Linked DNA regions of Mus musculus: all the other regions are linked to region 3. The links are chromatin loops, found by intact Hi-C in ENCODE. Cell type or tissue: heart. All regions are shown on one strand. Links, peaks and the distances in the headings refer to the core of each region. The heading gives the core; the rest is flanking DNA.

Region 1 (10,007 bases), core at 1,412-9,411, 340 kb after region 3:
TTGATAAACAACTTTTTTATGTAAACTTTTTTGTTGTTTTTTGTTTTTTTTGTTTTTCGAGACAGGGTTTCTCTGTGTAGCCCTGGCTGTCCTGGGACTCACTGTAAACCAGGCTGGCGTCGAACTCAGAAATCCGCCTGCCTCTGCCTCCCAAGTGCTGGGATTAAAGGCGTGCGTCACCTCGCCCGGTTTATGTAAACTTTAAATCAAAATTTACTGTTCTTGTTAATGAGAAATAGAAACTCACTGAACCTTTTCAAGTTAGATTTAACTGCTTGGAATTAGTATTTCAACTTATCTTTCTAAAAAGCACACCGACTCTTAAAGAACATATTCAAAGTGCCTGTGTGAGTTTCATGAGCAGCACGGTGTAAGCCATCCTGATTTGGCTGCTGAGATTCCGTAGTCCTTTAATGCAGACTTTCAGAAAGCGATTTCTAAAGTCGGTCTCGTCAACAGTGGCTGCTTCTTTTAAAGTTGTTCTTGGCGGAACTCATTTTGCCTTCCACTGTGCTAACAAAAACAAAAACCTGTCTTCTGAAGATTTACATGGCTCAGAACAACACTTAGTTTTCAACTAACATCAGAATGTTATAATAATAACATTACTATATTCCACACCTTATTATGCAATCCTGTGTGTCCCTTAAAATAAAGCTCAAAAATTGCTGCTCTGTGTAACTTTTTGTAAAGTGTGTGTGTGTGTGTGTGAGTGTGTGTGTGTGTGTGTGTGTGTGTGTGTGTGCGCGCGCGCACGCGCGCGCGTGTGTATGTACCATATATTATGAGATACATGTAGCCTGAATAAAAAGACACCGATCAGTGTGCTGCCATCCTATTGACCCTGCAACTCTCTTCCCTCCTTCCTGTCAATGCCTGTACATGAGTTTTCAAAATGGGAACTTGTCTAACAAGCATTCGCTTTTGAATGGCAAGTAGACACACCTGGGAATGGAAACGCTGCCTACTTTGCAGAAATACACTTGAGCAGGAGACCTCTCTGTGAGGTCTTGCCAGTAGAGTGGCATTCTCCATTATTAGTCTCAGCACTAGGGAAGCAGAGGCAGTAAGCTGGAGATCTACAGAGCTAGTTCTAAAACAGTCAGGGCTATACATCGAAACCCTATCTGGAGGAAAAGAAGAAGAGAAGGGAGGGAGAGGAGGAGGAGGAGGAGGGTGAGGAGGAGGAGGAATTAAAAAGAAGAAAACAGTGCAATAGAGTATGGAATAGGCATGAGCATCGGAGAGAATGAAGTTTGAACAATGATTTTTGAAAGGAGCAAAATTCACTGCGACAACCATACTGTAATTGTAATTCTTTTAGTTGTGAATCTTTCTAGTTAATCAACTCTTAGCATCACCTGTGGGAGCATAGGTCCGTAGCTCCAGCTGCTCTGGAGGCTTAAGCAGAGCATCTTTGAGCCCAGAAGTACAAGCCTGGATAAGAGAGTGAGATCTTGTCTCAAACAATAAATCCGAGGTCCATCCTGGGGACGCTGATACAAGAGTAACAAACTACCTTCCACATGAGGGTTTTATAGACTTCCCAAACAGAAACTCGGTTTCTATTGTCTTTATTATCTGTCCTTGGGCTACAACTGAACTTTCTGGTTCTGAGTCTATGAGTAATGTCTTCGTTGAAAAGGGAAGATTCTGCACTGAATACATAGCATGTGAACAGATTAATGCCTGGTCTTCAAATGTAGGTGAGAGGGATTCTCCCAGGTAAGTGTCAACTGGGTTTATGATTCTTTGGGGAGGGGGCAGGATTGATGCAGGGTTTCTTTGTGTGGCCCTGATTATCCTGGAACTCACTCTGTAGATCAGGCCTTGAACTCAAGAGATCCCCTGCCTCTGCCTCTGCCTCTGCCTCTGCCTCTGCCTCTGCCTCTGCCTCTGCCTCTGCCTCTGCCTCTGCCTCTGCCTCTGCCTCTGCCTCTGCCTCTGCCTCTGCCTCTGCCTCTGCCTCTGCCTCTGCCTCTGCCTCTGCCTCTGCCTCTGCCTCTGCCTCTGCCTCTGCCTCTGCCTCTGCCTCTGCCTCTGCCTCTGCCTCTGCCTCTGCCTCTGCCTCTGCCTCTGCCTCTGCCTCTGCCTCTGCCTCTGCCTCTGCCTCTGCCTCTGCCTCGAGTACTGGGATTACAGGCATGAGACACCACTGCCTGACTGAGTCTATGATTCTTTAATCAATGGTTTAAGCTATTGACTCAAAATATTAAGAAGTAGTATATTTTAGCTAGCACGGGCCATAACTCTAATATAAACACTTTGAAAACCTGTTAGAGAAAGGAAAAAAAAAAAAGCAAACTACTTTGGTGCCTACACTTTGGAGGGAGATCTTCATGAGTTTAAGACCAGCCTGATCTATATATCAATTCCAGACTGAGAGAGGCAAGAACAGAGCCAGGAGGAGTTGAGAGAGAACTGCTAGTAAATATTTGATGATACTTGAAAAATGCCCAATGTTTGTGAAACATCACATCCCATTTAAACCAATTTCATTATCCACGGTTAAAGCATAACTATCCGCTTCTGTGCTAGACAGAGTCTGCACACCTGTAATCTCCACACTTAGGTACCTGAGGCAGGAGGATGGGGAATCCAAGTCTAGTTTGGCATACATAGAAAGGACACGTCTCAAAGGAAAAAGAAATCCAAGTGAAACATGGTGGCATAAATCTGAAATGCTGGCACTCAGCAGACTGAGGCAGAAGGATTGCTGTGAGTTCCAGTTCGCTCTGGGTTGCAAAGTAAGATATCTCAAAAACACACTAGAAGCTGGGAAGATGGCTCACTGGATAGCTATGCACTCCTGACACCTGTTTTTTTTTTTTATTCTTAGAACCCACATAAAAGATATACATGGTATATCTTGGTACATACCTCTACAATCTTAGCCCTCTTACTGCAAGGTGGGAGGCAGAGATTGGAGAATTGGCCTTAAGTTCTTTAGCCAGCTGTCCTGGAGTACACAGAACATCAAGAGAAATAATAAGAGAGGCCCTGCTTCAAAACAAGGTAGAAGGAGATCACTGGCTCCTCAGAACTTGACATTTGTGTCCCAAATGTTCACCAAGACATACACACTTATGCTCACCTCTCTTTCTCCTCTCTCTCTCTCTCTCTCTCTCTCTCTCTCATCTAAAAACACCTACCATCAACAAACAAGCCAATATTGGATACAATGTAGAAGACTTTTTTTTTTCATTTTTTCTCTTTTGCTTATTTTCACTTTCTCTCAGAGACAAGATCTCTCTACATAACCCTGACTATCCAGGAACTCACCGTGTAGTTCATGCTGACCTCAGACTCAGAGCTCTGCCTGAGTTGTGCACCATCGTGCCCAGCTAAGCAAATATATTGTTAAGGGGACTGGACAGATGATTGGCAGGTAAAAATATCTGCTGTCAAATCTGATGATGTGGGTTCAATTCCCAGAACCCACAGGATGAGGAGAACTGACTCTCTCAAGTAGATCTCCATATGTGCACTGTAGTATGAGTAAGCCCATACACATACTCACATGCAAATGAATACATGCAATTAAAAATTTAAATATATATAGTTAAATGGAGGGGAATAAAGTGAAAGATAGTATAATCACAGAATTTATATACAAAATACTAGCGTTCCTGTGCCGTGTGAGTTTTCCCCCTCCTGTGAAAATGTGAATAAATGTATATTTACCTGAGGGCACCAAGAACAAGCCAAAGAAAATTATTCCACTCAAATATAATTTAGTGAAACTATAAGTTTTTTGGAGGTATTTACAGGAGTGTGGATGACTCAAAGACTGCATTACAAAAGTCCAGGGCAGTATGGATGACAACTCACAAAAGTTGTATCCCTGAGCCCCCGAAGGACTTGCACATCTGATGGTCCTGGAGTCTACCCCCTAGCAATGGTCCCTGCTTGTATAGCCTGAAGTAGGGGTGGGCCTGGCAATTTATAAATCTTCCTGGGACTGAACCTGTAAACTTTGTTCACTTCTGGACTTTTATGAGACTCCCTCCTCTAGGAAGGAATATTTCAACTCAGAGGAAAACTTGTATATGCATATAAAAATAGCTACTAGCAACAAAAGACTGGCATTCCTTTAAAGTAGGGACAGAGCACTTTGTAGGAGTTACACATTTTTTAATTCTCCATGTCTTGTGTGTATATTATGTTTAAATAGGAACCAGAGAAATGGCTCAGTGAACAAGATCTCTTGCTCTTTGCAGAGAACCTGCCGTGTTTGATTCTCAGCACCCACATAGTGGCTCATAACCTTTTATTGCTCCAGAAAATCTGATGCACTCTTCTGACTTTTGTGGGAATAGGCTAGATCGAGGCGCGCGCGCACACCCACACACCCATACACCACATGCACAGGCAAAACAATCATACACATAAAATAAATGTCAAAAAAATGTTTAAGCTGTATATAAATAATGGAGTTTTGATTTGGAGACGTGATATTCATTTGTAGACCCAGATGGCCTTCAAGATGAGGATTAGAACTCGGATTGCCTTAGTCGACTAACCTCTCAGAAGATTTTGAGGCGAAATGATCAAATTTATTGTTCATAGGTGGCAACCTGGCGATAAAGACAAGTCCACGGGAAAAGCCTAACCTCAACCTCCAAGATAGAATCTCCCGCCAGCGCTGAAAGTACCTGCGGGGGGAGGAAGGGGGGGGGAGAACGCACAGGGCCTGCGCGCACCTCCCCGCGGCGAAGCTCCAACCCGCCAATCAAAAGCGTCGCTGGACGCAGGCGCGCTACGCGCTGACTCGGCCAAGATGGCGACGCCCAGCTGGCTTCTACTCCGGTGACAGTTCCGGGCGTCTCTAGCTAGCTTCCCTCAACATGTTCCTTCTCCGAGGCCGTGGCCATTGGGCCGCAGCGTCCCTCGGCAGACGGCTGCCTTTGCGTCGCCTCCGCAGCGACAGCGCGGCGCCCTGCACCCCGCACTTCGACGTGGTAGTTATCGGAGGAGGGCACGCGGGGACCGAGGCGGCCGCCGCCGCCGCTCGCTGTGGCTCGCGGACCCTGCTTCTCACGCACCGCGTGGACACGATCGGTGAGGAGCCCCGCGGCCGCGGCGGGAACTCTACGTCCGACCGAGCGCGGGCAGGGTTGCGGTGGACCGGAGTGGCCGGTGCCCGGGGTCAGGGAGCGGAGGACTGAAAGCCACGGCGGCTGCTGGGCAGGTCGCTGGGTTGACCCTCCCCGTATTGTCATCTCAGAGAAATCCCGAGTTAACATTTTCACACCCGTCTTGTTAAGCGACCGACGTGGTGCGTCCACGGAGAGCTTGTCAAGCTCTGCCGCCGCTTGTCGCGTTCCGTATTTCCATTGCGTGTTTTGTGCTGATAGGCGCCTCAGCTTACGCACCTCGTTTTCATTATCCATCCGACACTTGATAAACATTAGGCTGATCCCGCTTCTAGGCTCTGGCGAGTAGTGTCTCGTTAAATATAGAAGTCCACTTGTCACTTCACACAGATTTAAATTCTTTTAGACATATACACAGTAGTGCAAAACCTGTGTTCTATCAACGCTGTAGGATATGTCTAAAAAACATTTCAGAGGCCTACTAATGATTCTCATAAATGAGACAGTGCTGTGTAGACCAAGCTGGCTTGGAAGTCACAGTGATCCATCTGCCTCAGCCTCCTGAGTGCTGGGATTCAAGGTGTACCCAATCACGCCTGACCAAAGTGATGAAGGAAGGTGGTACATTATCAAGTATTCCTTGGCTTCAAAGAAGAAAGGTAACTTGGCTTAGACGATAGAGTCCATAGGAATGCAGAGAACGGGAATGAGTCGCCCATTTTCTGCTAATTCCTCCTCTCTTTGAAGTTAGAGGAGAGCGTGTTGGGGTTTATTGTTTTAAATGAATCTGATTAGTCTGATTACCTTTCCGAGCACTCTTTATTAAGTAATATGTACAGGGTACTCTATTATGATCATATCCATTCTCTTTAGGTCAGATGTCCTGTAATCCTTCCTTTGGTGGCATCGGAAAGGGGCATTTGATGAGAGAAGTGGATGCCTTGGATGGTCTGTGTTCCCGGATCTGTGACCAGTCTGGTATACATTACAAAGTGCTAAACCGGCGTAAGGGCCCTGCTGTGTGGGGACTGAGAGCACAGATTGACCGGAAACTTTATAAACAGAACATGCAGGTGAGCACAGGCGAGGCCAGGGGTGAGCACCCACGGTGAGGCCAGGAGGGACTGTGGGCTTCTCCAACTGCTCTTTCAACTGGCATTCTCTGTTGACAGAAAGAAATCCTGAGCACGCCCCTACTCACTGTTCAGAAGGGAGCTGTAGAAGATCTAGTTCTTGCAGAACCAGAGCCTGGGTACCCTGGGAAGTCCAGGGTCAGAGGTGTTGTCCTGGGTATGTACTGGCTAATAATGCTAATACCAGCCTAGCAAACTCTGTGAGAAACTTGCTTTAGAGAAGAGCATGCAGACATTTTTGCTGTTCCAGGAAATTCTGGTTTTCAATGCCTGGATAAGAAAATTATGTAAATAGTCATGCGTCTCTTCATTTTGACCATCGTGAATCTCAGTCAAATTCTAGGTTCATTAATATTATTTTAGTGCCAGGCAGTGGTGGCACACACCTTTAATCCCAGCACTTGTGGGGCAGAGGCAGGCAGATTTCTGAGTTCGAGGCCAGCCTGGTCTACAGAGTGAGATCCAGGACAGCCAGGGCTACACAGAGAAACCCTGTCTCGAAACAAAACAAAACAAAACAAAAAATACCCAAAAACAACAAAACAAAACAAAATACTGTTTTAGTGTAATACTCCAAAACAATTTGTGTCTTTTATCCAGCTTCTTCTATCATAAATTTGTTTCTATATTTGTTCATTTTCTGTGTGAAGTGTGTGTGTGTGTGTGTGTGTGTACTTTACACACATAGGTATGAGGGATGGAATTCAGGCCATCAAGTTTGGCAAAGCACCTTTATCCACTGAGCCATCTCAACCAGGGTCCCCACCCCAACACACACTGTCTAGAAAAAAACCAAAAAAAAAAAAAAACCCATGTGAGGCAGATTTCACTACATCACCCACCCCTACTTTCTTGTCTTACTTAAGGTTAGTATTGCTGTGATGTAATGCCATGACGAAAGGCAGGCTGGGGAGGAAAGGGTTGATTTGGCTTAGTATCCTGAACCACAGTCCACTGAGGGAAGCCAAAACAGGACTTCAAAGTGGGCAAGAACCTGGAGGCAGGAGGCGATCCAGAGACCACACAGGAGTGCTGCTTACTAGCTTGCTCAACTTGCTTTCTTACAGGAGGACCCTGGACCTCCAGTCCAGGCGTGGCCCCGCCCACAACAGGCTCGGCCCTCCCACATGAATAACTACTCAAGAAAATGTTCTATATGGTTGCCTACCGCCCGGTCTTAGGGAGGCAGTTTCCCAGTGCCTCTCAGAACACTCTAGCCAATGTTAGCTTGACATAAAATTAGCCCAGCTCCTCAACCTCAGCCTTTCTGGTTCTCTCCTTTCTGACCTTTGCAAGGAGGAACTAGTTCAGTCTTACTAGTTTCTTCTCTTCCCTCTATCAGTTACCATTCTTCCAGCTACTATCTAGCATTCAGAAGTGGATACAACTTTTTTCTTTCTTTCTTTCTTTCTTTCTTTTTTTTTTTTTTGAGTGAGGTTTTCCTGTGTAATCAGGGTTGGCCTCGAATTCACACAAATTCACCTGCTTCTAATTTCCAAGTGCTGCAGTTAAAGGCATGCACCTCACATGGGCTATTTTATACATTTTAAAAATTCCTTTCAATACCTGACAATTTAAAAAAGAGAAGAAATCATGTTGTATTTAACCAAAATGCTAAAGTCAGTTAACTTTTGACTGTACCCTCACCAAGTGCAGCAGGCCTGTGTGCTTCTTTAGGAACCTCGTGCTTCCCCTGCTACAACACTGCTTAGATTCTTGAGATTCACAACATACAGCCATCCAGAGTGATTGTGCACGTGTGTGTAGTGGGTAGAGGTCAGCATTAGGTGTCTTCCACACTCGTTTATTTTTTCTGCTTATTTATTTTCACACTACTGGGGGACATGTCTGGCACACTCAAGGAAGTTAGCAGCATGCAGGAGATTACGTCACTTCCACCGTGTGGGTTCCAGGGACCAGCCTTTACAGCAAGTTCCTTTTTGTCTGCTGAGCCTTCTCACCAAGCTCCAGAGTTGCTTAGTTTTGGAAACAGTGTCTCTCACTGATCCTGGTGCTCACTGACACAGCCAGCCTGGCTGTTCCATTGTTCCAGTGCTGAGGTCACAGACACCCAGCACTGTGGCCTACATGCAGGTTTCTTATTCATTTGGAATTCTTTGTTTTGAGTGCTAAATAAAGAGAAGTTGATCTATAGGAACAAGCTTTCACTTATAAGTTGGATGCTTTTAGAGATGAAATGTGTAGAAAGGTATCAACTATAGTTGATAATACAATGTTGTACCCTGAGATTTTTTTTTTTTTTGGTTTTTCGAGACAGGGTTTCTCTGTATAGCCCTGGCTGTCCTGGAACTCACTCTGTAGACCAGGCTGGCCTCGAACTCAGAAATCCGCCTGCCTCTGCCTCCCGAGTGCTGGGATTAAAGGCGTGCGCCACCACGCCTGGCTGCGAGATTTTTCTAGGTATGGTTATGGGACTCATTTTGTACAAGGTACCTATAACACCATGATATACATCATAAATATGTACTGTTTTTCTGTTTGTTAGTACTTTAATAAACAGTTTATATTGAAAATTGTATTTTATTGCTAGGCAATGGTGGTGCAAACCTTTAATCCCAGTGCTCAGAAGGCAGAGGCAGGTGGATCTTTGTGAGTTCCAGAATAGCCAGAGCTACATAGAGAGAGCCTATCTCAAATAAATACATAAATACAATTAAATACACATACATATGTATTGATGAAAAATACATTTGTTCATGCTTTAATAAAGTTTTTAAAAAGAACTACAAAAAATTTTCAAGTTTTTAGAGACAGGAAGTTTTTCTGTAATTATTTTTTTTGCAGTGGTGGAGGCTTTTGAGGTTTTTTGGTTTCGTTTTGTTTAGAATGGACTTCTCTGTATAGCCCTGGCTGTTCTAGAACTCACTCTGTAGACCAGGCTGGCCTCAAACTTACAGATATTCACCTGCCTCTACCTCTTGAGCCCTGGGACTAAAGGTGTGCACCACCACTGCTGGCTCTGGAATTCTCATATAAAGTACTTACATTCTATTTTCTTCTGTGGTAACAATGAGGAAAATACTTTACTGGTTTGTTTAGTTTTGTTTTGTTCTTAATCATTTAGCAGATGGAAGTACAATTTATGCAGAGAGTGTAATTCTGACTACTGGGACATTTCTGAGAGGCATGATCATAATTGGATTGGAGATGCATCCTGCAGGACGTTTGGGGGATCAGCCCTCCATAGGGTTGGCTCAGACTCTGGAGAAGTTGGGATTTATGGTAGGAAGACTAAAGACTGGAACTCCACCCCGACTCGCTAAAGAGTCCATTAATTTCTCCATTCTAAACAAGCACACACCAGATGATCCATCCATACCATTCAGCTTTCTCAGTGACAGCGTGTGGATCAAGGTAAGACAGTTACAGAAACCCGGGTTGATGGCTGATACTAGGTATTCACAGCAGGACAGATCCTAACTGTCTTTTTCCTCTCCTTCTGCTGTCATTTTAAAGTTTTGCTTTGTTTTTATTTATGTGTCTGTTAGTTAATTTAGCAATTGGGTCTTTTCCTATACATTGTTAAATTTCATTATTTCATTTCTATATAACTTACTTTGTCTACTGCCTCAGTTACTTTTCTGTTGCTAAGACACTATGACCAAGGCAACTTACAGAAGATTTTTTCGGGACCTTACAGGTCCAGAGGGTGAGTCCATGACTGTCATGATAGGGAGCATGGCAGTAGGCATGGCACTGGAGCAATGGGTGAGAGCTTAAATCTTGATCCAACACCTGAGGGGGAGAAAGAGAGCAA
Region 2 (10,007 bases), core at 1,429-9,428, 84 kb after region 3:
AACGAGAGGGCCCAGCCTGGTGCCAGAATATTGCAATTCCCCTTTTCATGGTGGCAGTCCCTTCCCCATAACGAACCCCCGAAATGGGGGCGGGGGACGACCAGCAGATGCCAGCTTTGGGAACAGACAAAAAGCAACATAAGCTAGCCTCTGTGTCACTGAGGCTGACACTCTCCTTGATAGATAAGCAACATTTCTCTGGTGCAGATGGCTCCTGCCCTTGAAGGGAACGGAGGACTAAATGTTCTTGAAATGATAAGAGGTCCACTCTTAGATCATGAGAGAAGGGCAATTAAGTGTTCCCAGATAGCTGTGACCAGTTTGTAAAATACACTCGCTCCTGATAGCCCCATAAAGTTACTTCCCAGGCCAGGAAGGTCCCCTCCTCAGCTGCATGGTTTCCCGCTATCTGAACAAACGTTAACAGGTTTTTTTCTTTTTTTTTTTAAAGATTTATTTATTTATTATATATAAGTACACTGTAGCTGTCTTTAGACACACCAGATCTCATTACAGATGGTTGTGAGCCACTCATGACCTCTGAAAGAGCAGTCAGTGCTCTTAACCACTGAGCCATCTCTCCAGCCCCTGGGTTATCAGGTTTGAAGGATGTCCTTCCCTTGTCACCTCCCCACTCATGTAACTCCAACATTTGAGGATCCCTGCTCATATATATTCCGAGCCTCTGGACGTGGGCATAGCATCCCTAACCTGAGCAGGATCCAGCTCTTTATCCAGGAATAAAGGCTCTCTTTGTTTTCATATCGAACTTGCAGTTCCTAGAGTTCTTCCGGGGTTCCCGAGAACTGGGTATAACAACCCCACAACACCTAGAGGAAGACAGCCACCCAAGGATGTCCTACCCTTAGACAGTTCAGCCTTGGTGAGATTTGATTGTTTGTTTTTGAAGGGGGTGTGTCTCTGTGTAGCCCTTACTGTTCTGGAACTTGCTCTGTAGACCAAGCAGGCCTCAAACTCATAGAGATCTGCCAGCCTCTGCCTCCCCAGTGTGGGATTAAACACATGCTCCAGCACTCCCTGTCTTTGGTGAGATATTTTATTACCCATAGCAAGGAACATAGGATTGCTTCTCTTGACACATCTTTGGATCCATAAGTCCTTGTTCAGGTGCCACTAGTGGCTTTCGTTCCCTGGAAAGATACAAACAATGTCTATTCACCCAAGATAGGGCATCTGTGACAGACAAAGGAGAACTTATTTAGAAGCCCATTTATCTTGCTAAACCACTTAGTTTACCATGGTTACTTACAGAGCGTGACTGAGGGATCACTTCCTGGAGTATGGGAGACATTAGGGAAGCTGCGTCTCTGAGAAGTCCACCTCAGCATGGGTAATGAGAGCTATATCCCAGAGCTTATTGGACAGCTTGAAGTCAGCTGCACAAAGGCAGCCTCTCTTCCATAACTGTCTTACTAATTTAACCTCAAAGAGTAGCTTCATGAGCCTTTCTTAAGTTCCCGGACTCTTTCGAGCCTCATCATCCTACCAAGATTCTTTGCCACAACCAAATCAAAACCTGCTCTCACCTTTAAGAGTTAAGATGATTGATCTACAATTAAATTTGATTTAATCCCAGCAAAGGCAGGCAGACCTCTGTAAGTTTGAGGCCAACCTAGTCTAGGGAGCAAATTCCAGGGCTGCCGGGCTAGACCAGAGAAAGCCTGTCTTGGGGGGCCGGGGGTGGGGGTGGGGGCAGAGAGCAGAAAAAGGAAACTTAGTCAATATGGAAAAAGAACAGGGATCCAGGCATCCAGGGACACACCCATCTTCCCCACCTCAAGTCCATCTTCCAGGTACTGAAGTGAGTTCAGAGTTTAACCAGAGAGCCTCAGGCACGCACATCTAAGCGGTCCTGGTCTAGGCAGTGGTCACGTGTGCTCACTGCTTTTCTGTGCTTCAGTCTCATCTTGTAAGACGTTCTGACTAACTCTTAGAAACTGTGCCAAAGGAATGTTTCCCAGGAGACAAGATCCCCCTCTGACTGGATTCCTGGGGAGTGTCCCTTTTCTTTGAGGTCCATTGTTTCCGTAGTCTGATAGTCGGACTGAGAGACACAAAGTGTCTCTTTTCAAATGTATTTTTGCCAGCCTGTTACAGAAACGTAAGCCATTTTGCATTGGGGCAACTGGTTTGAGGGGCAGCACTTTTAAAGAGGTGATAAGGTGGATGAGGGCTCCGCTGTCACGAGTGAATTAATGTCACTGAGGAGCGGGTTAGGTACTGAAGAACTAGCTTGCCTCAGTTTTAGGCTTCAAAGCCGTCCTACAGTAAAGACAAACTAGGTTTATTCCTGTTCATGACTGTACCTCTGTTTCTCAAAGGCAGAGCTATGCCCCACCTGTAACCTTAACTACAAACGGTTCTTGATGGGCTGCCTATGACTGTTCCAGGAATGGCGGTCATGCCTTTTTAACCATCTGCCCCATTCTACAGGGTAAAATGAAAGGGGAAAAAATTCTTTAAGGAGAAAGAGAGGGAGGGGGCAAAGTTTCCCATTCATCGGGAGTCCACCCCTAAGGTGAATGCACGAGCTTGCCGCTTTCTCTCTCGTCAAGGGAGGGCACACTTTTTTTTTTCTTTTATTTTACCCCATCCTCAGCAAGTGAAAGAAAGCCCCTCAATTTTGGCTTGCCCAACCTCCAGAACTGTACGTCTCTAATTTGTTTTCAAAAATAAAGTCTTGAGTGTCTATTTTAGCATCACAAGAATGGACCACAGCACGATGCTCCCAGTCGCTGATTCCTCTCTACTGTACTTTTGTTGGCAATGAATACAATGAATTCACAAATCTGCAAGCTCTAACCTTTCAATAGGTTGATGTTATAGTTATTTTGAATACAGTGCATTTATCTGAACTGCTTATATTACTGGGTTCCCCCGTAGAGAATGTAAACACTTCCAGCACAGGAATCGGAGTCCTCGCGTCAGCACCCCCAAAGAGTGTACTCAGTAATGAGTCAGCGAAAACTTTTAGAGCAAACCTGTTCTTCTCCCCGGGAAACAAAGCGTTAACCAACGTGCCTAGGGGGCGTGTACATTTCTTAAATGTTCAATGGCTGGTGGGCGGAGCTTCCAAAACGACCTGCAGGACGGTGAACTTTCGCTCGCAGAACCGCTTCTTTCCAGTGCCTGGAGACAACAATCCCACAAGAATAAGGTGAGTGAGTGCGTACATGTGTGTGCGTGCGTGTGTGTGTGTGTACTCCTCTTGCACTGAGTAGTTACATAATTTTGCTAAAGCTACAGTTTATAATCCGCAATTGTTTTAACTTTGTGATTTATTTGCTGTTCACTATCTCAAAGCTTGTTTAGGCCAAATAAAAGGCACAAATTTTTTCTGCCTAGTAGATGAGCGGTTGGTATGGTCTAAAGGTCTTGGTAGGGTTCGTTTTCTCTGCCATTTAAGTAATTAAAAGGCAGGAGGAATTTCAACTGCAACAGATAGCAGTGAAGAAATCTCAAACCCTGCAGACAGGAGCAGAGACTCAGCAGCTGAAGAAGGGGGCTTGCTGGAGGCAAGCAACCACCCACATGCAGCAGACACACAGAGAAAAGATCTGCAACACTGAAGCCACAAAATCTAAAAATCCCCGATCTCTTCTCGAGGGCTGGATTTGTTTGTTTGTTTGTTTGTTTAGTCTCTGAAGACCCCCCCCCCCCAATATAGGGTAATCACTTTAAAGAAAAGAAGTTTCTCTGGCCTGTGACTCTCGTGTAAACCAGCCCTAATCCAGATGGCCTAGAAGGTGTTGAGTTAGTCCCTCAGCAGTGGCCTGCTGCTGGGAGGTAAAAGCCTGCAAGGCCCTGGTTTTAAGGGGCCAGGCTTTTGTCTCAGCCTGGAGGGTATAGAAGAAGCCAGCCATCTTGGAAGTTCATCAGGTTTCTTACATATCCATGGCCCCTCTCCCTGTCTGTCTAACTTCTAGTCTCTCATGATTCTGAAGAAAATAGCAAATGGACATCTATCCAATGGACACGCGTGCGTTGTCTGTGCACAGCTTAAGTATGACTGGGCACACCAAAACACCCTCACACATTATAACTTCAAAAGTTGAAGAGACCTGAGAAACCTGCACATCAAATCCTACACTCTCCTGGCCCTGTGTGGAGTCAGAGCAGTTAGCACTCCCTCCCTGTGACGATGCTCGTGTGTGTGTGTGTGTGTGTGTGTGTGTGTGTGTGTGTGTGTGTGTGTGTGTGTGTGTGTGTGTGTGTGTGTGTGTGTGTGTGTGTGTGTGTGTACGTACTCGGGAGCGCAAATGCCAGCCTTGGGAACAAGAAAGCAGCATCCCGTAGCCTCCCCTGAGACTCATACCCCCTTTTGATTAACAACCAACTTTTCTCAGGTGCAGATGGCTCCTGCCCTCGAAGGAAACAGAACCCAATACCCTTGAAATGATAACAGCCCACTCTTAGACTATGAAAAAGAGACAATTAAGTGTTCCCAGACAGCTGTGGCCAGTTGTAAAACTACACCAGCTTCCTATAGCACAAGGTACTTTTCCCAGGTCGGAAAGGTTCCTTTCCAGCTGCACGTTCCGCCCCGCTGTCAGAACAAACCTGATATCAGGTTTGAAGAGCAGAATTCCTTTACCCTCTCATGGAATGCCAAGGCTTGGAAACCCGGCCTGCAGTTTTTTCCTTTATAAACCCCCTTCACTTAGACCTGGGGGTTCACTCTCTTTCCTGTTTCATCAGGAAGGTTGGTGGCCCAAGCTCGAGCTTGAATAAAGACCCTCATGCAATTATAGCAGGTTGTGATTCCTGATGGTCTCTTTGGGGTTTTTACAATCTGGGCACAACAAAGTAAATACATAAGACTTTTTTTTAAAAAATGATTTTATTTGTTTACAGTTCAAATGATATTCCCCTTCCCGGTTACCCCTCCACAACCCTGCCATCCCACCCCCCTCTGCCCCCTCCCCTTTGCCTTTATGAGGGTGCTCCTCCACCCATTCACCTACCCCCGCCCCCCGACTGTTCTAGCACCCCCCTGAGCTGGGGCATCAAATGTCCACAGGACAGAGGGCCTCCCTTTGATATCAGATAAGGCCATCCTCTGCTACATAAGTATCTGGTACCATGAATCTCTCTTTGGTTGGTGGTTTAGTCTCTGGGAATTCTGGGTTGGTCCAGTTGATATTGTTCTTCCTTTGGGGTTGCAATCCCCATAGAAACCAAATGGTGGCTCACAACCATCTATAAGGGGAACTGATGCCCTCTTCTGGCATATGGGTGTATATGCAGCAGAGCACTCAATAAATACATTTGCCAGGACCCAACGGGGATGACTTTAGCTGAAATACATAAGACTTAAGTGGGGTTTTAACTGAATTTGAATTTGAAAATACTCATTAGTATTTGGGCGTCCACACATGCTCACACATGCACACCACACATACATGCCCACACTCTCACACACATATTCTCTCTAGGAAAATCTCAGTTATTTTTTACCTACTTAGAAAGGAAGCAGGGGCCAGCCATAGAGTACCTTTGTGCTTCTCCGCGTCTCCTCCACGTGTTCAGAAGACTTAACTCAAATGATCGAACACTGGAGTTTTCCTCCTGGTCCTGCACGTGCAGGGAGCTGTGCTAAAATGAAATGCAGGGCTTCTCGAAGGAGCAAGCTCTGGTGAGGTGTTTATCGGTTTGTTTCTCAGACTTGCCCTAGCCTTTAAATACCACATGGCAGCCTGCTTTGTTTATTCTTACATAGCTACAAAGACCCAGGTAGATTTGAGTCTCTTGGCTTTATTTTTTCATCTAAGCAAGTGTATAAACCATTGGTGTTCTATGAACATTAACCAATCGGCTTAATTAATAAGAAGTTTAGTTTCTGAGTATGAAAGATGGGGAGGAGATACCTAATACAAGCTGGGTCAGAGTCTCTGTCCCACAGGGGTGCTGTGTCCCGCAGGAGTGCCATATGGCTGCAGTAAAAAATCCACATAACCAACTGAGAGCTGCCACGAGATCTGGTGTTCCATGTTGACCTAGTTCATGGGAAGAATGGACAATGGTTCCATGCTGACTGCGACCCCCAGGGCAGACTGATTGAATTTTCACCCTAGAATTTTCTTCTCATTTCTTTTCCTTTTTAAATTTTATTGTGCATGGGTGTTTTGTCTGTGTGCATATCTGTGCATCGCGTGTGCAGCATCCAAGGATGCTCGGAAAAGGAAGTCAGATCCTCTGGGCTTGGAGTTACTGAGTGTTGTGAGTTGCCACGTGGGTTTTGGGATGAAGCCCAGTCCTCTGCGCTTTTCACGGTTGAGCCACCTCTAGCTCAGACCTGTAACTTCCTACTAGGCACCTAGAAACTGCTGCTGCTGGTCCCCAAGCGCGCTCAGGAGATTGCCGCCCACTTCTAAAACAGAAGCCAGGCTGACTTCTTTTCTCACAAGCAAATGTTGCTGTAATCTGCGACGGAGAAGGGACATTTTTAGGTTGCTAGGTTTCCATGTTTAGTGACTTGCACATGTGCTCTCCTTTTGACCTTGGAACTAAGCCTTTGTTGGAGCTGAGCTGTGAACCGGTACCTGTGGCCTAACTCAAGCAATTGTATTAGGAGAAGTGTTCTTCCATTTTCTAGAAGATTTTGTACTTCTTTTTCCGTCTAAACTGTCACCCATGATGGCTGCTTTCTGCTCAGTCCAGCTGAGCTGTGCGCTGGCTTCTGGGTTGAGGAGCTGCATATGGGTGCACATTCTCTGATCCTTCTGGGTGGGGTTCAACCCCCAGGTCATCATAGGAAAAGCCCACTTGGCGAACTAGCTCATGGAACTGTGTACACACTTGGACAACTCTTGAGAAGAAGAAACCAGAGTTGAGAAGATGAGTGTGGGTCAGAATGCTGCTGGCATTTGAATGAAATCGGGGACAACTGTCTTTTGTTCTTGGCGGCTCCTGGGGACAAAATTAGTATTTCTACTGCACTTATTTTGTTCACTCTGACAATGTACCTTAAACAAGGAGATAACTGGGTTTACTTTTTGAAGGCTAAACGGACATAGTTTTCTATATTACCAATCTTTAGGTTATACTAAACATTGTTGAATCAAGAAAAAAGTATTAGAAGACCTGCTTTAGGCTTCTATCCTGGCTGGACAAATTTACATGTGCATACAATCTCTGTGTGCTAGCTGTTTCTCCTCCCACCCCCACAACTTGACACAAGCCAGGGTCATCTGGGAATAGGAAACAATTGAATTAAGAATTAAACCTCTGGGGCTGGAGAGATGGCTCAGTGGTTAAGAACACTGACTGCTCTTCCAAAGGCCATGAGTTCAAATCCCAGCAACCACATGGTGGCTCACAACCATCCATAATGAGATCTGACAACCTCTTCTGGTGTGTCTGAAGACAGCTACAGTGTACTTAGATATAATAATAACTAAATATTTTTTTTTAAGAAAATAAGAATTAAAACTCCATCAGGGTGTTTGGCCTGTAGGCAAGTCTGTGGGATGCTCTCTCTGTCTCTCTGCCTCTACATCTCTCTTTGTTCTCTACCCTCCCCCCACACACCTTTTTTTTTTTTTGAAACAGGGTCCTTCTGTGCAGTAATTGTTGTCCTGGAACTCATTATGTAGACCAGGCTAGCCTCAAACTCACAAGAGATCCTCTTGCCTTTTATCTCCCAAATCCTGGGATTAAAATCAAGTTCTACCACATTCAGCTGGGTCATTTTCTTGATTTATGGCTGGTGGTGGGTGGGGCAGCCCGCTGTGGGTGATACCACCCCATGGTTCTGGATCCTTGCCAAAAGATCCTCCTTATTTTGTTTTTTTGGTTCTCAAGTCCACTCCTGCCTTTCAGGATTCTATTGTAGAAAGCAGACTGAGCAAGGATTGAGAAGCAGGCCAATAAGTGTGTCTGCATGTGTGTGTGTGTGTGTGTGTGTGTGCATGTGTGTGTGCATGTGTGTGTGTAACCCAGCACTTCATGCTTGTGAGGCAAATACAATCCCACTGCACTCCTCCTGCCCCCAAACAGGCCAATAATGTAATATTTTGTTTGTTTGTCTTTGCTTTAGTGATACTATTTCTTTCAGTATACTTAACAAAAAAAATATGATAATTTTTTTCATTTGGCAAAAACCTTTATCTTTAGTGTGAGGTTGATCTGATTGGCCATAATGTATTTTATCAAAACATATTATGAACAGCATGTCTAATAAAGCTTTCTATAGACATAGTAAATGCTAAATAATTTTGCTAAATGACCAGATATGTGGAAATGTGCGCTCACGATCCCCTTGCCTCTGCCTGGGATGCGTGTCATGGTGCTCAGGGATCACTTTATGTTTCGTGTAGGAAGAAGTGATTAGTGAAAAAGATAGCACTTTGCAAGTTTAAAAATAATTTAATTCAGAATTTTGTATTTTACAGATATTTACAGTGTGTGTGTATTATTTAGTTTTGTTTTTTGAGACAGGGTTTCTTTGTATAGTCCTGGTTATCTGCACTCTGTAGACCAGGCTGGCCTCAAACTCACAGAGATCCACCTGCCTCTGCCTCCCAAGTACTGGGATTATAGGTGTGTGTCACCACTGCTTTACTTTGGTATTTTCTAACTTGTCATTATGATTCATATATTTTATGCTATTTCATAGATCTCTTTTTACCTGGAAAAAAAATAAAGTCTTGTGGCGGCAATTGAAGACTCCCCAGTTCCCGCAGAATAGCCCACTTCAAGTAGCCTGCCTCTTTGCTGGTGTTAGAAAAGATTTTTTTTTTCAGAGATATTTATGAAATCATTATATCAATTCCTGGTTCCTATCTCCAAATACCAGAGACAGTCTCAATAATGTGACGCCTTGGTGGGTGTGCCTGGTTCTTTTGTCTCAAGCTGTGAGTGACAGCATTTATACAGCGTAAGGCAAACCATGCGTGCACATTGAAATGGCTACTTTTTTGGTTTGTTTGTTTGATGGTTTGGGTTTTTGTTTTTCAAGGCAGGGTTTCTTTCTGTAGTCCTCACTGTCATGGAATTCGCTCTATAGGCCAGGCTGGCCTTGAACTCACAGAGATTCCCCTGCCTCTGCCTCCTGGAATTAAAGGCGTGGACCACTACTGCCCATTTTAATTGGTTAAAAGTAAAGACTGCTATTTCTGCTCAAGAAATGGGACATTGTTGACTGCCTAGCAAAGGCAAGTGCTCCGCCCCAGTCCTAACCACCTGCTCACAAGGCCAACTCCAAATCCCGCTTTTGTGCATTTCTCCATAGCGTGCTCTTGTCTGCGCACCCCACACAGGAGCTTTTCTTACCGTGTTTCATCTCGGCTGTAACTGGTGGCGAAGCGTATGATGTGTACCAGGTTGTTTTCTAAACGTATTTTTTTACTTCCGCCCTTTAGGAAGCTCTGAAGCAGGAGTCATGGCAGCCAAACCTAAGCTCTACTACTTTAATGGCAGGGGACGGATGGAGTCGATCCGCTGGCTGCTGGCTGCGGCTGGAGTGGAGGTCAGTTCCGGGTTGGGGGGATGGAGCATAAGTCCCATCCCCTCCTCCTTCCCTTCCTTTCCACCTGTTTTCTTAGATAAGAAAGGGGGGATTACAGTCACGAGGTGCCCAGGAAGAGGGGAGTTGAGGGCCTGGGATACTCTGAAGTTCCTGGAGATGATGATAACCATAGGGGAAGATTAGCTCATTTCCTCCATTGGGATTGGTTGGTTTTTCTGAGGCCATTTAACCCCTGCCTCAGCACCTCACTCGTGGAATTCATGGCTGCCCGGAGCCCTGGCCCAGATGTACGATCTGCTGACTGGCTCTTACCTTGACTCTAAGTCTCCTCGTGGACTTTATAGAAATGTCTTCAAACCGCTGTCTCTCCCAGTATGAATTCTGTTTCCCCGGAACAAGGTTCACTGCTGTCTTTGTTTCCCACTTTAGAGACTCTGCCCTGGTCTGGTCATCTGTCCCACCCCATCTTAAGATACGTAGGACAAAAACACCCTCGAAAAGCTTTAGATGGCTATAG
Region 3 (10,007 bases), core at 1,315-9,314:
AATGACCCTGGCAGTTAGCTAGGACTAATAACAAATGGATTTTATTGCCTCTGGTCTCTACACACATATGCAGAAAGGTACATGTGTAGTTTCATACACACATGTACCTGCACACACAGGAAACACATATCCATACCACTGTCACCCCTCCCCACAAAAAAAAAAAAAAAAGAAAGAAAAGCCCCAAAGGCAATTATTCTATCTAGTTCCAAAGACAGTAACTTTTCTATTAGCAAATTTTGGCTGTAAGTTATTTCCAGGAGAGGAAAGGTTTTGCCACCACAGATCTCCGAGTACAGCAACCAAACACTCTTGTACCACATAAGTGTAACATAAACAAACTCTGCTCATACCTTATCTCTGGCAACCAGACCCAAAGCAGGGAGCCCGTAAAACTTGACTAGCTGGGACAGAGTAAGATCCTTGCTGCTCTGTAAAGTTACTCCAGGGAAGACATAAGTCAGAGAAGCATTTGTTCTAAGCCAGGAGTCTGGGTTTGGACAAAGGGCTTAGACTGCTCTTCCCCAAAGGATCCCCGTGTAAACAGAGGTCCTCAGGTTGGCGTTCCTGGATGTTGGGAGAACCCGTAGGATCTGGCCTGATGGGTGGAGAACAGTTCCTGCCATGATGTGCTGTTGTGTGGGAGGTGCAAAGCAAGGGGGCCACCTGGATCCCGGAGTTGATCCTCCAGATCATGAGCCAAAGCGAACTCTGTATGCATGATCTCAGGCATTTTGTTGTAATGAGAAACTGATCTACTAGGAAATATGAGAGGGAGACTGTGAAATGCATGGATCCCACTGAGATGTATACATCTAAGAGTCTGAGTTATCACTGCAAATCCTAAATAGAGCTAATAAGAGAGGACCCGAGTCCCACGGAGTACAGCCCTCTTGCTGTTGTCGGGCAGTCGGACTAAGCTAGCCTGATCTGAAGAGCTTCCCGGCTCTAATGGGTTAGTGCTACTCAGTGTGCTGCTTGCTCTTCTGGGCCTGGATTGCCTTCTTCCTTGCTTAGCTGCATCTACTTCAACATTCAGTCAGCAGCATTTTCCAACTGTTTTCTGTCACCTTACAAATACATTCTTATTGAAATCACTTGTCTCCCTCAGTAGAAAGAGTGTATCGAAGGCAGAGAGCACATCTTTGTCACAGCTGGTACGTTTAGGACCAAAAGCACCACATGATTTTGGGTAAAAAAAAAAAAAAAAAAACCAGCATCATTAGTTTTTGTTAGTTGAAACAGGGTCTCATTGTGTATAGCCTAGGCTGGACTGAAACTCGATATGTAGACCAGGCTGGCCTTGAATTTGCAGTGATTTTCCTGCCTCAGACTCTCATGTGCTAGGAGGAATTTGAGTGTGAGCACTATACTGGGATCTCTTTCTTTGGAGAGACATCTGTGAGCTGGAGAGATGGTTCAGCAGTTGAGGGCTGGATAGTCTTCCAGGGGACCTGAGTTTGGTTCCCAGCATTCGTGTCCAGCAGCACACTGGAATTCTCTTTCTGGCCTCTGTGGGCACCTGCACATACACGGCATGGTGTCTCAGTTAGGGTCACTACTGCTGTGATGAAACACCATGACCGAAAGCAACTTGGGGAAGAAATGGTTTACTTGGCTTACATTCCCACATCACTACTCATCACTGAGGAAATCAGGGCAGGAACTCAAACAGGACACAATGGTGGATGCAGGAGCTGATGCAGAGGCCATGGAGGTGTGCTGCTTACTGACTTGTTCCTGCATGGCTTGCTCAGCCAACTTTCTCATAGATCCCAGGACCGGCCTGCCAAGGGATGGTACCACCCACAAAGGGCTGGGCCCTCCCCATCAATCACTAATTAAGAAAATGCCCTGCAGGCTTGACTGCAGCCTGATCTTTCGGAGACACTTTCTCAGGTGAGGCGTGCCTTCCTCTCAGATGACTCTAGTCTGTGTCAAGTTAACATAAATCTAGCACACACTTTAAAACATTAATTTAAGGAGAGGGAGAGAGGGAGGGAGAGAGAGAGAGATCTGTAAAGAGAATTAGTGATTCTGAATTCTGGGTCATCTTTTCAGATGTGATTAAAAGTTTATCACAGATCACAGTTAATAGGTTTGCTAATATTGAAGATCTGGTACTGCACCAAACCCCACACCATGCCAGGCTAGTCGGAGGCTCAAAAATAACTAGTTGAATACAGAATGCCTATCTCAGAACAGAATCCATTGTTAACCTTGATTTTGACAGTAGGAACTGGAATTTTACTACATTTAGTCGATTTTAATCCCACTTGAAATAAGCAGGAGCTTAGTTAATCATCAGTATTTTCATAGTTGAAAATTACTCAAGCATCATGGTATAGTTTAGTGGGTTAGTTTCTTCGCAGATGAGATTAACTGAACATAAAGAAGGTTAAGGGCTTAATCGTGGTTTGAGGACTACTTTTGAAAGTTTAGAAGAAGAATCAATTAGTGTGTTTTCTGTGCACCAGACTAGTTTCATAAAATAAACCGTTGCAGCCAATTCATGTTAAAAAAAAAAAAAAAGCCACTTGAGTGTTCTCCCAGTCAGTCTGGTATCTTTCATTCTTAAATCATCCAGCCCTAGCCGGAAACTAGTTTCTTAAGTCACTGCAGAGCCTACATACTCCATGCAACAGTCCCGTGAGACCGGAGCTGTCACACATGGAGCTTGGCGCAGTCTCTCCGTCCGCACAGCAGAGAAGCGGCTTAGGCCCTCGCTATCAAGAAACTTGGCAAGAATCCCTCCAAGTCCAGTTTGCCAGCACTGCCTGCGAATATCCTACCAGGGCCACTGACACCTCGAGGGCGTGCGTCCCAAACGTGGAGCTCCCGAAATCATCTATGGGCCGGGCTGCCAGAACAGAAGCGATCAACAAGTGTCACCGCTTGCCAGGGCCACCTCCCTTGTGCAGAAGCCAGGACAGGTCACCTGAGACCCGACTCCCAGCTCGGACAGTCTGGAGTGACCGAAGCGGGCCTTTCCTCGGCTATCCGTCAAACCCTGCCCTCACCACCCGGCCCTTGCTGCCCTCCCTCCTCGGTTACCATGCTGGCCGGCGGCCGGCCCAGTCGAGGGGCTTCCCGCGCCCGGCTCCCGGAGGGGTGGCGGCTGCCCGGTGTCTACTCCTGCCCGTCTGCTGCAGCGCGGCTTAGCAGAGTTCTCGGTCGGAGAAGCGCACCAGGCAGCGGCAATAACTGCGGGCCCGGCGTACGGCAGCCATTTTCGCGGGACAGGGGGCCGGAGGCAGGCGCGCTGCGGCGGCCGGGGACTCGAGCTGCGGAGGGGTCGCCGGTCGCCAGCGGAGGCCGAGCACCGAGCGAAGAGCTGAGCGTCGGCCCAGCAGGAGACGTCTGGACGCAGCGGCGGAGCTGCCTGCTCTGCTGCGGAAACTGCGCCGCCGCGCCGCGCATGCGCAATGCCGTCGTCGCCGTCGCCGCCGCCTGCTTGGCTACCAGCCACCCGTCGCGAGCTAGGGTGATGGGCCTACTGTGTGCAGCCGTCGGTGGAGCTAAGCTGGCCCGCCTCACTCAGCCCGCCTGTTTGATGCTGAGAACACCCAGGCAGGAAGGAGCAGACGTTAGCTCAAAATGTTTGAACCTGAATTTGGAGTAGAGCCCCCTGAGTCGATCCTAATTGGACATTAGGGGACAGTACTTTAGGCGCCCTGGACACTGGGTGCCCTGTCAGAATGAGAAAAGAGAGCGAAAACTCAACAATCATTGAACCCCACAGACTCTGAACCGAAGAAAACGTACGCTCATGTGTGCAGCCGGAGAGTGGTAACAGCCAACGCAAGTCACGTCGAACTACAGATCCCACAATACAACGGGGGAAGGACGGCCCTTTTCAAGGCCTGAAACCCGACTCCTGAAGGAGTGGACACTACAAGGGACGCTGGGATTTGTAGTCAAATGTTCCACGTTGAGCCGGAACTTACACCCACCCACCCCCAACCCGGTGCCACTTCTTACAGTCCAAACATCCGATTCCACGTCAATAGAAGGCACTTGGATTGCACATTTTAGAACTTTTTCACCTACAGGCATATGCTAGCAAAACTTACGGGCTTCCTGGCCTCTGACAGACATTTAGACAACATTTATTGAGTTTCTGTAAGTGTTAGAACCTAACAGCCAGGACGCTACATTCACCCGACTTCACAGAACTTAAAATTTTATTGTGCTACTTTATTCTGGAGCTCAGAAATGAAGTACGTCTTCGGCAAAGACATGGAGGTAAAAGGGGAGGGGTGCAACTTGATTACAGTAAGAAATTGCAAATCCTGTGTATGTTGTCTATTTAGTTAGTTTGTATTCCACTGAGTCCAGTTAATGCTGGAATATTGCCTTATCTTTTGGGCCTGATTTTGTAGAAATTATCATAATTTCAGTAGGCTGATGAATACACCTGTCGTGACATATCCAAAAGACAGCATCTCGGAACACTCTTTCCTGTCCCCGGGCTCTTACATTCTCTCCACCCCATCTTCTTTAATGTTCCCGGAGCTGGGGGCTGGGGAGTGGATATAGATATGTCCCATTTAGGGCTGAGCACTGTCACCTATTCTCGGCAGATTTTGTAAATAATGGAATCCACCTCTAGGTGGAGACTGTCCTTGGCTCCTCCCTTATAGACTAATCTAGTGGGATATAGGTCAGGGACTTGGCCCATGGGATTACCCCTAGGAAGGTGAAATCAATTTAAGACAATGTCATTTTTCTTCCAGAATCTAGGGTGTCATTCCCTAGAAGCCACCATGAGATTCAGGCAGAACCAGGTAAACTTTTTCTAGCTAGAGACCAAGAATGCTTTTACATTCCTTAACTAAAGCTTTGAGCTTCCTTGTCCTCCGAAGTTCCCCTTCCGGTCGTGTTCCACGCCTGTTTCTCTGCTTCAGTCTCATCCTCCTGGCTGTTTCCCGTTTTACAACTCGCCAGTCCTAGTTTTCCTAGTTCTTGAGGTGCTGTCTGTGTCCAAATTTAAATTATTTTATTAATGAGACTAAGAACCCTGGAAGGAGGCTTCTATTTCCTCGGAATCGTATGGTGGCTCTTCGGGGACTTCCCCGAGATTTCTTAACTGCCTTTTAATTCCTTTCTTTAAAAGACTTGCTTACTGTTACTTCTGTGTGTGTACGCTTGTGTAAGTTTATGTGCCACCATGAGTGTGAAGGTTCCTAAACAGGCCAGAAGGTATCAGGTCACCTGCAACTGGACTTAGAGGTGATTGTGAGCCATTTCACATGGATTCTGGAAACCTAAACTGGAGCCCCTTGCAAGAGCAGCAAGTGCTCTTGACAGCCAGACCCAGCCAGACCGTCTCTCACAAAACAACATCAGCTAAACATCAGCTTTCACATGAAGTTTCCACAGTGTTAGAACTAGTCAATTTCATTGAAAGGGTTGAATGTTTAAGGTGGGCTGGCCAACTAGCACACGAGGAAGGTTGGAAACAGCATTAATCTCTGCATATAAAAAGACAGAAAGCAGTTTAACAACATGTGCATTTAGCAAAACAACAGTCAAGGGCTCCCTACGTGGGGCCTGTAACCTCCTCTTTCCTCCATAGGGCCATGGACTTTTGACAAGGTTGGAGCAGGTCTCGGAGCCAATCAGAAAGCAGCTGATTCTCCCTATAGCTTATATGCCTCTTGCATCCTTAGGCACATGTTGCCCAAATCCTATATTTCAGAACAGCCCTTCTCTATGGATGGTTTCATTTGTACACTACTAACTACCTATGATGTAGGTATTCGACGGATGCCAATATGTCAGTAGTTTTCTTTGTTTTTTAAAGGAGACTCTAGATTTCAGGTCTTTCAAGAAAAACACTTCTCCCAATGATCCCTTTAAAATTAGGTTTTAAATGGAAAAAATTTAAAAAAGACTAATAACAGACGTGATTTGAATTCCCCAGATTGGGGCTTGGAGAGATGGCTCAGTGGTTAAGAGCACTGACTGCTCTTCCAGAGGACCTGGGTTCAATTCCCAGCACCCACATGGTCTGTGACTCCACTTCCAGGGGGTCTGATGACCTCACACAGACATACTAAACCAACAGTGCACATAAAACAACAATGAGCCCTAAACGTCAGTTTTCAGATGAAGAGTGAGGATTGAATGTTTAAGGCGGGCTGGCCAATTAACACGTTTTCTCTTATCCAAACGAGTTGATGAAGTAGTAAAATTTAACAAGATAAATATTTGTGAAGATAAATTCAGTACCTACCTAATTGAAACCCTGTTTGCTTCACAGCAACAAGCCTGTTTTATTAAAACACAGCTACAGTTCACTACCGCTTATTTGTACTCAGTCATAACCAATAGCCGTCATCACTGGTTTTTATTATCTCAACATGTATTTACTGGGTCATAATTTCCCAAGGGCCAGGACTTCTAATATAAACTGCTTAGTAACCCAGTGGACCTCTGCCAAAGGTAGACAAAGGCAGTTCCTCTCTTTGCAAGGCAGACTGGCTTGAACTGTTAAGTTTGAAAATGTAATCATTTTAGTTACTTTTAAAGCTCCCCTTTATGAGCACTATATGACTTATTAGGCTCCTTGTCTTGTGTTCACTAAGGAGGACTTGTGATTTCCATTTGTCCTATGGGCTAGCTATCACATAGGTAAACAAGGAGACAGGTAAGGTTAACAGAAGCCCTGGGGAACTTGACTGTCTCGTAGGTTTCTTCAACAGTGGAGCAAAAGGAGTGATCTGAGCTTTGCTAGATTCAGGGGCTGAGAAAAACTGCCTGCAGTCCTCAGGATTCAGAGGCAAATAATGAAAGGAAAACGACATGACAAGTGTGTGTGGGGGGGCACTCGGTCTTATTTGTTAGACCAGCTCTCCTGTAGCTCATGTTGGCGCTTCTGCTTCCACTGTCACACGCAGGGGCTGCGGATGTGTAACTCCATCAAGCATGGCTGGGAAGAGTTAAATTCAAAAAGAGTTAAATTCAAAAGAGTTACTGATTTATTGGTCAAAATAGTGTTATTTAGAAAGATGTGGGTCTCCAGACCAGCAGCATCTGCCCCAAGAACTTCTGGTGTGGGGCCTAGCAATTTGTTTTTACTAGCCTTTTGGGTTACCACCCTGTGGAACGATAGAGTCCAGAGCCGGGTGGTAATTTGTTTTTTTTTTTTTTCAAAATGCTTCAAAGCTATCCTTTAAGATGATTTAAGGTGGGTCCCACAATAGTATATATGTATGTAGGTATGACTTATTTTAGAGAGGTTTGAGACTTGGTCTCATTACATAGTCCTAGCTGTCCTTGAATTCACTATGTAGACCAGGCTGTCCCAGAACTCACATAGATTCACTGCATCTGCCTCCTAAGTGCTGTGATTAAAGGTGTACACCACCACTCAGGCTTTACAATATAATTTATGTTGTGAGTTTGTTCTAGTGGTTCTCTGCCTTCCTAATACAGTTCCTCATGTTGTGGTAATCACCAACTTTAAAATTATTTTTGTTGCTACTTCATAACTGTAATTTTGCTACTGTTATGAATCATAATGTAAATATCTGTGTCTTCTGATGGTCTTAGGCCACCTTTGAATCCCCAAAAGGGTTAACCACAGGTTGAGAACCTCTGCAAACAGTGTTAGATTTCCTACCACTGCATAGAAAGGAGTGTTGCATCTCCTTGGTTTCTCACTTCGGAAGCTATCCATTCAGTCTTTCAAACTTACGTTGCAATAATGCTGAAATCATTTTTTCTACTGTGGTTAAATACAGACGCCAAAATGTGTTGTTTTAAAACATTGTGACTGTGCAGTTTAGTCGCATTGATTTACATTCAGGCAGGAAACTTTTTTTTTTAAGCGGGGGCTTCCCTTATTTGAGTATTTTGGGGTCAATCAGCCTGTCAGTGGCAAGTCTGCGGCTCCCCCGGGTGGGTTCGCCGCAGCCCAGAAGCTCAACGCTGCCCTCTGCCGAGCATCCGGGAGATGGCGGTGGTGCAGGGCCGCGCGGGGCCAGCGAGGGGAGCTGCAGGGCAGCTTTTCCAGGGAAAGCGGCTGGTCGTCCCCACTAGAAGCCACTCTGCCTTTTGTTTGTTTTGCTGCCGGAGGCCGCGGAGCGGCGGGTTCCTGCTGGATGCCACGCGCTGACGGGTGTGGACTTGCCGGGTTCGCCCGCTCGGATCCCACTGCCCTTGCCTGCCGGGCCCTCTCGGGTGCACGCGCCGCCGGGCCGCGATCGCCGCCAGTAAGTGGGGCTGGGGCTAGGGCTGGAGGGCTGCACTGCGACCTGTCGCTGGGTGCTGGGCGGTACCGGCTGACCCGAGCGAACTCATGGCCGGGAATGAGGGGCTGTGGCTTCTCAGTGGACCCGCCACGGTCTTGCGGGTCTCCTTTGCCGAGAAAACTCCCGAGCCCGGGGCTTTTGATGGGTGTGTTTATCTTTCAGTCTGAAGGAGCGGAGCACCCTGGCCGACTTGAAACCTCTTGCGGGTGGGTTTGTGGGTGGATGGGTGCTGAGGACTTGGGATTATCATTTGCCTAACTAGGCCCTTGTCCGTCCCACCCGGGTCTGAGCAGCACACTTGCTCGCAACCATTTTACTCAAGATTATCTTTTACTCCGGCTTCTTTCTTTCCACTCAAACCAGATGTTTGGAGGAGGATGTTGAAAGATTTTTTTTTTTTCAGAGAACAACGTTTATTTTTTATTGTTAACCTTTTAAAAGTTTGATACTAGCATGCATGGCTTGTACAGGAGGTAAAATTAATGCATCTTTCTGCAGAGGAATGTATTCATTTCCATTTATTACTAAGGAATGGCTTTTACTAAGTCTGAGGGAGATTCCACCCTGGATTTTGCCCACCTGACTGATATCTGAGCTAGCAAGACTGTTTGTTTGTTTGTTTTATAATTTTGAGCCCAGCACTCTTTGTATTGAGAGGAGTTTGATAGTTAACAGTTTTCATTTCACCCATTTCCTGGTGAGTCGGGGCTTCCAGGTGTGTCTCAATAATGAATGGAGCTGCATATGAAATTCTTAAAGAGCTTTAAATCAGTGTAGTTGACATATAAATTATTTGCAAGACCTGTGCCTTGACTCTGTGCGTAACTGTTACAGTAGCTAATGTATGCATAAATACGCACATCTGAAATAGTTTCTGAACAATTTGGTAGATTCTTTAAGGCCCTCTACGAGCCTGGACTTGGAGAACACTGTAAGTCAGAGTAGAACCAAGGACAGTGCTGGGAGTGTTTAACTTAGGATGACATCCCATGGACCCCCTGCCTCTGGGGTGCAGCCTTCCAGTGTCCACACACACACACACACACACACACACACACACACACACACACTTTTCTGCTCTTTCCTTTCCACTTTGCCTTGTCCCTTTTTTCAGTCACACTGGTAACTGAGTGGGAAGAGGGCAGCTTCAATTCTTAATGAGACCAACCAGTTTCCCATAATGGAGGCGCGTGCTGTGGGGTCCAAGAAGCCTGCCTGAGTAGGCGTCCTTGCCAAAGGAACTGAGCACATATACTAGTCACAAAGAATCTTTTCTCCTACCGAAATGTCCTCCCTCTGTGCCATGCGCAATTGCTGACAGGATAAGGAGTCAGGAAAGTGGAGCCTCACTGACTGAGTGTCCACTCACTCTCTCAGAGCCCTTCTCACAGACTCCCTGTTCTGTTCTGGTTTTTCCCTCACAGCTTTCTAAGGTTCCTGACAAATCAGGGGGTTGTTTCAATTTTCAAGCATTTGAATTCTCTTCAGCCATTTTCCCTCCATCAGTGAGTCACCAAGACCTTTGAAGTGTGTTTCATATAGTCTCTTCCTTCTGCATCTAATCTAGATCTTGCCCTTCCCTTCCTGCAGCCTGAAACATTGTGGAGCCACCTTGTCGCCGGCCCCCCAGGCCTGTTAGTGAGCCCTCTCGAGTGTTTGCCCTCTCTGTCCTCTTCCTCTGCTTCCCGGCTAAGTCTTTCACATGGTCACTTTTTGTTATATCTCCTGGCCATGCGACCTTTAGTTTAT

The links. Hi-C counts contacts between places; a loop is a spot of excess contacts. Peaks named below come from ENCODE experiments on the same cell type or tissue, not always from the same donor. Only the 100,000 strongest peaks of a DNase experiment are listed, where the experiment ranks them.
Region 1: it touches region 3 in a loop (3-fold over the local background); 2 of 42 quality-filtered maps call a loop at or near these places.
Region 2: a loop joins it to region 3, with 10 times the contacts of the local background. A loop is called at or near these places in 14 of 42 quality-filtered maps.

The regions. Positions count from the first base shown.
Region 1 is chr9:78,443,450-78,453,456 of GRCm38, forward strand. Mto1 (mitochondrial tRNA translation optimization 1) reads left to right here and starts at 4,761. Exons shown (of 12, transcript NM_026658.2): 1 at 4,761-5,061; 2 at 5,970-6,169; 3 at 6,269-6,386; 4 at 9,315-9,604. The coding sequence starts at 4,848. In heart, for the core only: no CTCF peak of the experiment used is centred there; DNase peaks (open chromatin) are centred at 4,772 and 8,122; H3K4me3 peaks cover 2,058 bases; H3K27ac peaks cover 1,154 bases; H3K27me3 peaks cover 1,579 bases.
Region 2 is chr9:78,188,887-78,198,893 of GRCm38, forward strand. It overlaps Gsta4 (glutathione S-transferase, alpha 4), which reads left to right and starts at 3,080. Exons shown (of 7, transcript NM_010357.3): 1 at 3,080-3,178; 2 at 9,384-9,490. The coding sequence starts at 9,404. In heart, for the core only: a CTCF peak has its summit at 5,217 (motif pointing left); DNase peaks (open chromatin) are centred at 3,085 and 5,235; H3K4me3 peaks cover 2,820 bases; H3K27ac peaks cover 3,103 bases.
Region 3 is chr9:78,105,237-78,115,243 of GRCm38, forward strand. It overlaps Fbxo9 (f-box protein 9), which reads right to left and starts at 3,420. Exons shown (of 13, transcript NM_023605.2): 1 at 3,055-3,420. The coding sequence starts at 3,057. Cilk1 (ciliogenesis associated kinase 1) reads left to right here and starts at 8,002. Exons shown (of 14, transcript NM_019987.2): 1 at 8,002-8,219. In heart, for the core only: a CTCF peak has its summit at 4,612; DNase peaks (open chromatin) are centred at 2,885, 3,345, 3,845, 7,995 and 1 weaker place; H3K4me3 peaks cover 4,489 bases; H3K27ac peaks cover 3,217 bases.